Regions from separate parts of the Homo sapiens genome. Here regions 1 and 3 are each linked to region 2. The links are chromatin contacts, found by Hi-C or POLR2A ChIA-PET in ENCODE. All regions are on one chromosome and are shown on one strand. The core of a region is the stretch at or near the end of the contact, and the rest is flanking DNA. Distances in the headings are between cores, read along the strand shown. Region 1 overlaps LINC03062 (long intergenic non-protein coding RNA 3062). Region 2 has its middle 93 kb from the start of MIR4290. Region 3 has its middle 120 kb from the start of LINC03062.

Region 1 (2,901 bases), core at 135-2,634, 220 kb after region 2:
CTGTGGTGTGCTTGTATGTGCATATGTGTGTGAGTGTATATGCATTGTGTGCATATATGTGTGTGTGTATGTGTAGTGTATGTGCATGCATGTATATATGTGGGTATGTACATAGGTATGTGTGGATGTGGCTGAATGTGTGTATGTATGAGGGTGTGTGAATGGGTGTGTAGGTGCATGCATGTACATGGGGGTTGGGCACGTGTGTGGGTGTGTAGTGTGTGTGGATGTGCATACATATGCGTATGTGGGTGTATTGTGGATGTACCTGTGTGTGTGTATGCATGTGTGCATGGGGGGTATGTACATGGGTGTGTAGTGAGTGGCGTGTGTGCGCATATGTGTGCGTGTGTACAGAGGTATTGGTCTAGTCCTCCCCAGCGTGCTGAGCCATCGCTCAGGGCTAGCAGTCACTGCTGGGCTATGTGTTCTGCACTAAATCGTCACAAACAAACAATGTTCCCAATTTACAGATGAGAAATCCAAGGCACAAGGAGGTGAAGTCCCTCACCTAGGCCATGGGGACAGCTATACAGCTTGGGTGGTGACACAGACCTGTGTTGAGATCCCTGGCCTGCCACAGCCTGGCCAAATGGCTCGCCTTTCCTTTACCCCTCCTTGGTAATGTGAGGACAAACTGCTCACCTGCAGGACCTGTGGGGAATCTGAGAGCTCTCGTGTGGGGAGAAGCTTGCCTGGTGTCTGAGAGAGCAAGTGCCCCTCCTCGTTCACTCACAGGAACTTCCTGCACACCTACTCTGTGCCCGGCATCACGCTGGTGCCATAAATCCAGCTCCTGGAAGCAGAGCTCAAGCATGGATTCATGTGATTTCTAAAGGGTTTGCTCCTGGATAGCAAAAATGGAGGGAGAGGTGTGGGGCAGGGAAGGGGAAGAGGCCAGGGTACAAGTTCAGTAAGAGCCCCAGCCCCTACCTGATCTCACCTGCAGCATCGATCGACAATGAATGTTTAAGCTGTGACGTGGTTGTTTAAGCTGCCTTGAATGGTCCGTGGTGCTCGTTGCAGAGACCCTAGCAGATGAAGACAACCCCAGGCCCCCAGAGCAAAGGGAAAGCAAGGCCTCTCATCCTCGCTGCCTGGACTCCCCCGACCGGGCACTCCATCTCCCCAGGAAGGAGTGTGGGGAAACAGCCCCGTCTACACTGGGGACAACCCACTTCCAGAAGCCCCTGTCCAATACTTTTACCCTTGATTTTTCAGCCTGGAGCATTTTATAGGAAATATAATCCACATGGCATTGAGTCACTGGGCCTGAGCTCAGCAAAAGTTGTTTTGTAAGAAATGTTTTCTATCCACCAGAGGCCTCTTTTCTTAGAAACAGGAAGTCATTTTTAGCCAAGAATAAACAAGCTTGACACTAAGCAGGTTAGTTTTTCACACAAAGCCCCTGACGGACTTTGTGGACTTCTTAGTCATAGGTTGGATTTCCTTTTCGGACTCTTTTCTTTTGACTCTTGACTGTTGAAATAAGATGAGTTCGCACTGGACCTACTGCCCACGGGACCCCCACCAAGCCACCACGCGAACATGGCGTGCATGGCCCAGGGTAGCAGCAGAGGCCACGTGACTTCAGCAGGCCCGATAACACTAACAGCTACCATTGACGGGGGTACCAGTACTTGGTGGCAGCATGCTGTAATCGTAAAGAAAATGAGCTGTAGATTTCTGAGCTCATCACTCAACCTCTCTAAAGGCCACAATCCATGTCTATAAAGAAATGTGGACAACCAACTGACAAGCTCGTTGTCAGAATTCAAAAAACCAGTGTCAATGTGCACGCCCATCTCAGTGCAATGCCTGGCATGGAGCACATGCTTGATAAAGGGTAAGTAATGTCACTACTGGAGGTCACATGAGATTCACCAACAGAGAGAACAGGGGCGGGAAAGGGGCTCTTTCACATTTGTTTTAATCCCTAGAACCCAGTGCTGTTACTGGCATGTGGTAGGAATGTCATTTACTATGCGTTGAATGAAAAGAATAAATGAGGATACAGACGCAGTCTGCTCCTAAATATTTAACAGCAATCCTGGCTACTTAGGCTTCTCCCTCCAAACGTATTGCTTCTTCAGCTAAGACAGCAGAAGAGGTGATTTAGTCTACGGTTGTTATACTCGGCCACAAGTGAACACAGAAATAGTCCAGAGTGTCACAGGTCCAGGGCAAAGGACTAACATGGACAGTTATGGACATGAGCAAGGTGGGTCTCAGAGGTGGTCTTGGCGATCAGATGGCGATGAAGTTCTAGATGCATTGAAACAAGCTCTAGACAGTAGCATGCAGTCCAACAACTTGTACCAGCATCTCCAGCCTCTGGCATTCATGTTTCTGCTCCTGGCACCTCCATGGGTGCAAAAACCTAGCGGTTTACTTGGACCTCTGCCTCATCTTTCTTCCTTTGAGCTTCAGTCTGTGCTTTTGCTTCTTTCTCCACTTGGCTCTCGCGGTGCAGAGGTTTCCAAGAAGATGGCACTAAGGCCAAGAGACGTATTGCTTTGATATTAATCAGATAGAGTTTATATCCCTGTCAAACTCAACAGGAAAGTTTCATGGTTTTTTTTTTTCCACTTTAGCATGGATGTTCCAGGTGATGGAACCCAACTGTGGGTTATTTAGACAAGGCTCTTGCTTCCAATCCACTGGAGTGGGCGAAAGAAAGAAAGAAAGAGAGAAAGAGAGAAAGAAAAGACAAGAAAGAAGGAAAGAAAGAAAGAAAGAAAGAAAGAAAGAAGAAAGAAAGAAAGAAAGAAAGAAAAGAAAGAAAGAAAGAAAGAGAAAGAAGGAAAAAAAGAAAAAGAAGTGGAAGAAGTGGAAGCAATGACCTCAGGTGAGTCTGAAGCGGCAGGTTGCATTTTCCAAAGATGGCTGAATAACATCTAG
Region 2 (3,067 bases), core at 566-3,065:
GAAGCAGGGTGGGGGCTCAGTCCCCCAGCTCCAGAGCAGGCCACACCCCACCCGAGCCTTGTTCCAGCACAGCCCCTGGCACAGCAGGCTCTAGGCCTCTGCTGTGTCCACAGACCCACGCAGGTCACGCCGTCTTCCTCAGTCAGGATGGTTCCCCCTGCTCACACACCTGTGCAACGCAAGTCTTCCCACAGAGACTTCCAATGTTGTCTTGTGGGAAAAAAATTGTATTGAAGTGTTTTGTGTGCACATATATATATGGAAAAGTATAACTGAATTTTCACAAACTAACCCCACATGTGAAACCTGCACCAGAGGAAACAGGACATTTACAGCTCCCAGAAGCCCCTCACGGCCCCTTCTCATCACTAACCCAAGGGGAACTGCTCTTCAAACTTTCAACAGCAGGATTCACTCGACCTGTGTGTGCTACATCAAGGCAATCATACAGTAGGTGCTGTTTCACTCACACCTGCCTTCCAAAAAGTACATTTTAATACAATCCATACTGTTCCTTCTTAAGGCAACCCAAGTTTTAATTCCAAGAGCAGTCATGCCAAAAGCCGCTGTGCAGAGGATTCTCCCTCCCACGTAGGCAAAATTTGAATTTACCTGCACTGTGGTCTTTCTGCCTCTCCTCGGAGGAGGGTCGTGCAGGTGATGGCACTCTTGCTCACAAAACAGACAAACCAAGGCAGACTCTCGGAGTCCGTGTGGGCTTTACTGGTATTCCAGACCTGAAACCCAGGTGAGACTTTAGGGCCTTGTGGAGACTAGAACCCCTCAAGAGGTACTGAGAGTGATAGAAAATGTAGAGGCACCCCAAACAGGAAGCCTGAGCTTCATGATGACTCCCCTCTTTCTTCCCTCCCCCTCTCACCCCATGCCTGCACTCTCCCCATGCTCTGCAGCTCTGTCCTCTCCCCTTCCTGCACCTCTTCCTGCTGCCATCTCTCCACCACGTTGCCCGGCCTCTGTCCTCGCCCAGGTTTCACCTGATGCCAGGGACCCCTCTGGCAGCCTGCTTACCACTAGGCCACCTTGCCCCAGACCTGCCGCTCTCTAGTCCATGCTCCATGGTGTGCGCAGAGGGATTTTTCTAACACAGAATCTTACCGTGTCACCAGGCCATTACAGACATTAATAGCTCCACATGCCCCTAGCACAGCCTCTTCCTCCCCAGGCCGGCCACTCATACTCCATTCTCAGCCACATTCTGCTCCTTGGCCTGTGGAGAGGCCATTTTCTCTGCCCAGCATAGTTTCCCTCCCTCATGTCCCTTCTTCTCTCAGTCCACACATGGATGCTTCAGCTTTCTCTCCACGCAGCCTCTGCTTCCTATGGGCCCCAGCCTTATGCTCACGAAGTGGCATTGTAACTGCTGGCCTCACCAACTCTCTGCACACCGCCTAAGGGCTGGGATTAGGTTTCTGTGCTTTGCTGCTTTTTCCTCCACAAAAAGTCCTGATGTATACTAGACATGCAAGAAAGACTAATGGAATGAATGAATGAATGGATGGATGTACTGTCAACAACGCATCGAAGCAGGTCAGTGCAAATCTATGCCCGGCTCTCCATCACCTGCCCAATCAGACCTTACTCCACAGGCCCTATACCTGAAGAAAGATGCACCACTTGTACCAAAAGTTATCAGAGTGAAACCAGGGTCTTCGTCAATAACATAGAAAAAGTAGTAGCCTCAGGGTGGCTGCTGGTTTCTAAGAGGCAGAGGAAGCACCCTGGTGCTGAGACAGACGGAGGAAGATCTGTGTGATGATTTCCGCCCGGTGTCCTTCCCGCTGCTGTCTGTGCCATACCCTTTAGGGGCTAAGGCTCCACAAACGCAGACAACAAGGAAATCACAAAGGATGACTGCCAGGAACAGGAAGTGGGTATAAAAATAGCTTCAATGGGACACAGCTGCCCCTAGACTGTGCAGCAGTAGGGGAGGGAGGGGGAGCAGACAGATATGTGTGTATATCCTGTGTGTTGTGACCAGCTGTAAATATCTGGCCCTATTTTTTTCCTACAGTGTCTCCTTTTCCATTTGGCAACCAGGAACTTGTGGCCAGAGGTGGGAGGCACCTGGGCATCAGCTTCCACCAAGAATAACATAAAAGACGTTACTGTTTCAGCAAATAAATTAACATCATCATGAATTTGTGATTCATTATTATGAATCACAAATGTTGCAAATTCGTGACCATATTCAGAGATTGAGTGTCTCAGAGGGAATATTGCAGAAATCGCAGCCAGGCTGTGCAAAACTGTGGGATGACTGAGCAGTGGACTTGCACTCTAAAACAGCCCTTCTCCCTTCCTCTGCCCCTGCTCCTTTCCCCAGCCCCTGCTCCCTTCCCCAGCCCCTGCTCCCTTCCCCAGCCCCCGCTCAGGTTGGATTTCCATTGACACTTCAAGCCTGGATGTAATAAATCAACTGCTGGTATAAGTAACAATCTGGAAGCCTTTGCTTGTGATCAAAGCAGGAGCTAGACCATTGACCTCCCCAGTATAACAAATTACCCGTAAGGCCTGAAGGCTGAAGTTTACAGCAAACCTCTGTTCCTCATTCTCCTGAGACTATCTTTAATAAGTAGCAAGACCCCTGACCCCATACTCCAGGCTGGCATATGAACGCTTACAGCTTGTCCTGTCTCTCCTAAGTGAAAGAGGTTGGACAGCATTCCACAGGCTGGGCCGGGGCACTGGTGGCTTGCTTTGTTTGATTGGGTTTCTGTCTGAAGACCCACTTTTCAGAGCCTTTGAGTCCTTGCTGACACTTTCACCATGACCACCCTAGAAGTGCCTGTGTCACCCAATGCATGGAGATGCATAGGAGAAGACCACCTATCACTTTTGCCTCAAATCTTCAGAGAGGCAACCCAAAGGGTTATTCAGGAATAGTGGGCTACATGGTGGAAAGGTCTGGGAAAGCTTCTGGGAGGCTGGAATTTGAATGTTTGCCCCTGCCTGCTTTGTGAAAAGGACCTTTAGCTGAGACTCAAAAGCTCTTTGTCAGTCTAGAACTATCTAGGACAAGCATGCAGACCACCTGGCTTATGAGGAC
Region 3 (3,015 bases), core at 398-2,897, 170 kb after region 2:
GGTGGTGCATGCCTGTAATCTCAGCTACTCGGGAGGCTGAGACAGGAGAATCACTTGAACCTGGGAGGCAGAGATTGCAGTGAGCCAAGATGGCGCCATTGCACTCCAGCCTGGGCAACAAGAGTGAAACTCGGCCTCAGAAAAAAAAAAAAAATGAGTTTTCATCCTATTTTTTGAAAGCTGCACTAGGGACATTGCATATAAGAAAGAGCTCCATTGTGAAAATGTCCTATCACCTCGTAACCTTGGCAAGCCCACACTCCTACAGTCCTTCCTGTGGAAACGCAGGGGACACGGCACAGAGCCCTGGCTGGCTGCTCAGCTCAAGTGTCCCAGCCCAACCCCACCACACAGCAACTCTGCCAGCCACTCCCCAGGAAGCTCTCCAGGTATGACTGTTGCTGTGCAGCACCACTTGGGAGAAAATACCTTACATGTATAACCAAGTGAGAATTAATTTTAGAATTATTTAAGAATGTTTACATTGGAAACAGTTGTCTCTTGACCTAGGAACTGGAAAATGAGGCTGTTGTTGTCAGGGCCCATACCCCTCCATAGGCAGTGTCACCAGCAAGGGTGTGGACGCATCCTGCTCACTAGATCATCAGCCACCTATGGCCGAGAGGCGGGTCTAACCTTCCCCACGTGTGGCCAGGATGATGTCACGTGTCCCTCCAGCCCTGGAGACCACATTTCCCAGCCTCGTGGGTGGCTGGGGTGGGGAGGGGGTCCTGAGAAAGCTCTGGGAAATTGATTGTGAGCAGAAGTGACGCGCATCTTACTCAGGCTTGGCCCTGAAGCCTCCCATGGGATCCTCCATGCTGTTTTTCTCCTCATTCACCTCCTGGATTCACAGAATCCAACTGAGAAACCCAGGGCCCAGGAGGATGGCAGGGCCACGTGATGGAAGGGCCGTGGATCTCTGAGTGATGGTGTAGGGTGCAGCACCCCACCTTGACCTACAGCCAGCCCTCATGGATGGGGATGCCAGAAAGAAAGAGCTTTGGGGCTGCGGGTGGAAGCCGATTCCCTGGACCAATACATCACAGCATCTGCCAAGCCCCTGCCAGGGACTCCAAAAACCTGTGTTGAATGGACAAAATCACCAAGTGAGTAGAACACGAAAAGATTTCCTGACAAAAGAGTTGAGAACGAAATGGCCCTGTGCCCAGATGTGGGTCCATAGGGCAAATGACCCCACTTAAGGTGTCAGGTATCCAGCTCAGTTCCTGAAGCTGGATTGGTGACCAGGGCACCCAGCTGCAGTCCCAGCAGGACCTGCTTCCACTAATCCCAGGCACAAGAGACCTGGGGGACATTCTCAACCTTAAGGAAGCAGTGAAGCGGCCTGGAACCATGTGCCTAGTTCTGTGCTCACTCTACCCCACCCGACCAGGGTGAGACGCACACAGGAAGGCACAGACTGACCTGTGGTCTTGTAAGAGCCAACCATAGGCTCTTTCCTCAGGGAACAGGGCCCAGCGAGGGGGTGGCACTAAGCTTGCTCTAGTTGGCAAAACTCCACCAACCTCCAACACACGCTGTCCTCGCCTCACCTCCAGCCCAGTCAGCATAACCTTTAGACCACAAACTTTGTCAAAGGTTACACACACAGCACACAGGCCTGGCTTGCCAGGGAGGGACAGGCAGCAAGCCAGTGGCTTTTGCCAGCAGTCCCAGCCAAACCTTTGTGACAGGACACTGTAGAAGGTGACTCCTGGGACAGAATAGATAGTGTGGTAAGGGTACAAGTGAATTGATGCATTCAAGGGCTGTTTCGAGTCCTGGGGGTGCAGAGATGGAGAGACTCCCTGAGGAGTTTGCAGCTGAGAGGGAAAACCTCACCAACAGACCACTGCAACTGGCACAAGCGAGCACCGCCAGGCATGCATGTGCCCTGTGACATCAGAGCACAGAGGAAAGAATACGCAAAAGGTGGTCAGGGGAGGCTTCTGGAGAAGGTGTGGTTTGCATTGTGGGTGCCCTGCTAGCCTGACCTTGGGTCTCTGTTTTCCCACAGAGCTGCAGGCCCTACTGCAATGCCGGGCTCTGCCTGAGGATGCTCCCTGCACACTCCACTCAGCCTCTCCGGGTGGGTTCGGGAACTGATTGAGAGCCTGCCTGGGCAACAAAGCTGGTGATGGGAGGCACTGCAGAAGTCAGAGGGTAATCTCCCCAGCTTCTTAGCCTCCAGAGAAGACAACACCAAAGCCAGTTCTGCGCTTGCCCTTGAGGTCTCCAGGGACTGTGCCCCAGTGTCCAGTGGTGACAGCTCATCACATATAGCATGCACGTCCTACACTTGCCAGCACTTCCTGGAATAACTTCAAGAAGAAACCTTTGGAATCAGAGGAAACCCTTGGAGTCAAAGGAAAACCTTGGAATCGAACTTGTTGCAGGAACACAGATGACGGAGGAGGGAACACCCAGAAGAGAGTGAGAGTGTCAGAGGTTGGGGACCCGGCGCACACAGTCCTCGCATATGAAACAGCATCTGGTATATGAGAAACAGCTCAGGGCTTCTCCGCAGCCAGGGCTGTGTGGCTGAGAAGTAGGCAAGGGGCATGTCACAAAGAGGCTGGTGTGCACACTGCCATTTCACCCATGTGTATTACGAAAGCATCCATCCAAAGATGTGTGCAAGGAGGCACATAGCAGCTTTGTTACTCACTATTGCCAGCTGGAAAGCATCCAGGCATCCATCAACAGCGCAGCACTACCTCTGTATGCTGGAACACTCCTCAGCAATTAAAAGGAGCCAACTGCAGATGCATGTAATCGGCCACACAGATGAATCAATAAACCGGAAGCGTGTATACTCTACGATTCCGTTTATACGAATTTCCAGAAAAGGCAAAGCTAAGCTATGTTGACAAAATGCTGCCAGTGTTATCTTTGGGGAGTTGAAGGTGGGGATTGGCTGGGAAGGGGCAGAAGGGAACTTTCTAGGGCAATGGTGATGCCCTATATCTCTATAGAATTTGGATTATGGAAGCGGATGCATTTGCCTAAATA

What was found. A loop is a pair of places that touch in the nucleus more often than their neighbours do. ChIA-PET counts read pairs that join two places held with the same protein, here RNA polymerase II (POLR2A). Pooled maps may share reads with other maps.
Region 1: a loop to region 2 is called in a map of endometrial microvascular endothelial cells, with 7 times the contacts of the local background. The contact joins two enhancer-like sites. A Hi-C loop is called at or near these places in 1 of 168 maps with a recorded cell type or tissue (endometrial microvascular endothelial cells) and 6 of 50 pooled maps. POLR2A ChIA-PET finds 5 or more read pairs at or near these places in 2 of 52 experiments (OCI-LY7 and activated CD8-positive, alpha-beta memory T cell).
Region 3: a loop to region 2 is called in a map of right cardiac atrium, with 3 times the contacts of the local background. The contact joins two enhancer-like sites. A Hi-C loop is called at or near these places in 6 of 168 maps with a recorded cell type or tissue (CD4-positive, alpha-beta memory T cell, Right ventricle myocardium inferior, heart left ventricle and 2 more) and 15 of 50 pooled maps. POLR2A ChIA-PET finds 5 or more read pairs at or near these places in 2 of 52 experiments (WTC11 and activated T-cell).

What each region holds. Positions count from the first base shown.
Region 1 is chr9:89,709,339-89,712,239 of GRCh38, reverse strand. All of the region lies in intron 5 of LINC03062 (long intergenic non-protein coding RNA 3062), which reads right to left. Among named protein-coding and RNA genes, the nearest start is that of LINC03062, 71 kb to the right of the region's middle. Within about 2 kb of position 1,384, at least 3 of the 41 ENCODE cell types and tissues checked have a DNase peak (open chromatin) inside an H3K27ac peak, as active enhancers do.
Region 2 is chr9:89,929,124-89,932,190 of GRCh38, reverse strand. No RefSeq gene overlaps it. Among named protein-coding and RNA genes, the nearest start is that of MIR4290, 93 kb to the left of the region's middle. Within about 2 kb of position 1,815, at least 6 of the 41 ENCODE cell types and tissues checked have a DNase peak (open chromatin) inside an H3K27ac peak, as active enhancers do.
Region 3 is chr9:89,755,628-89,758,642 of GRCh38, reverse strand. No RefSeq gene overlaps it. Among named protein-coding and RNA genes, the nearest start is that of LINC03062, 120 kb to the right of the region's middle. RefSeq lists enhancers at 278-777, 778-1,279. Within about 2 kb of position 1,647, at least 3 of the 41 ENCODE cell types and tissues checked have a DNase peak (open chromatin) inside an H3K27ac peak, as active enhancers do.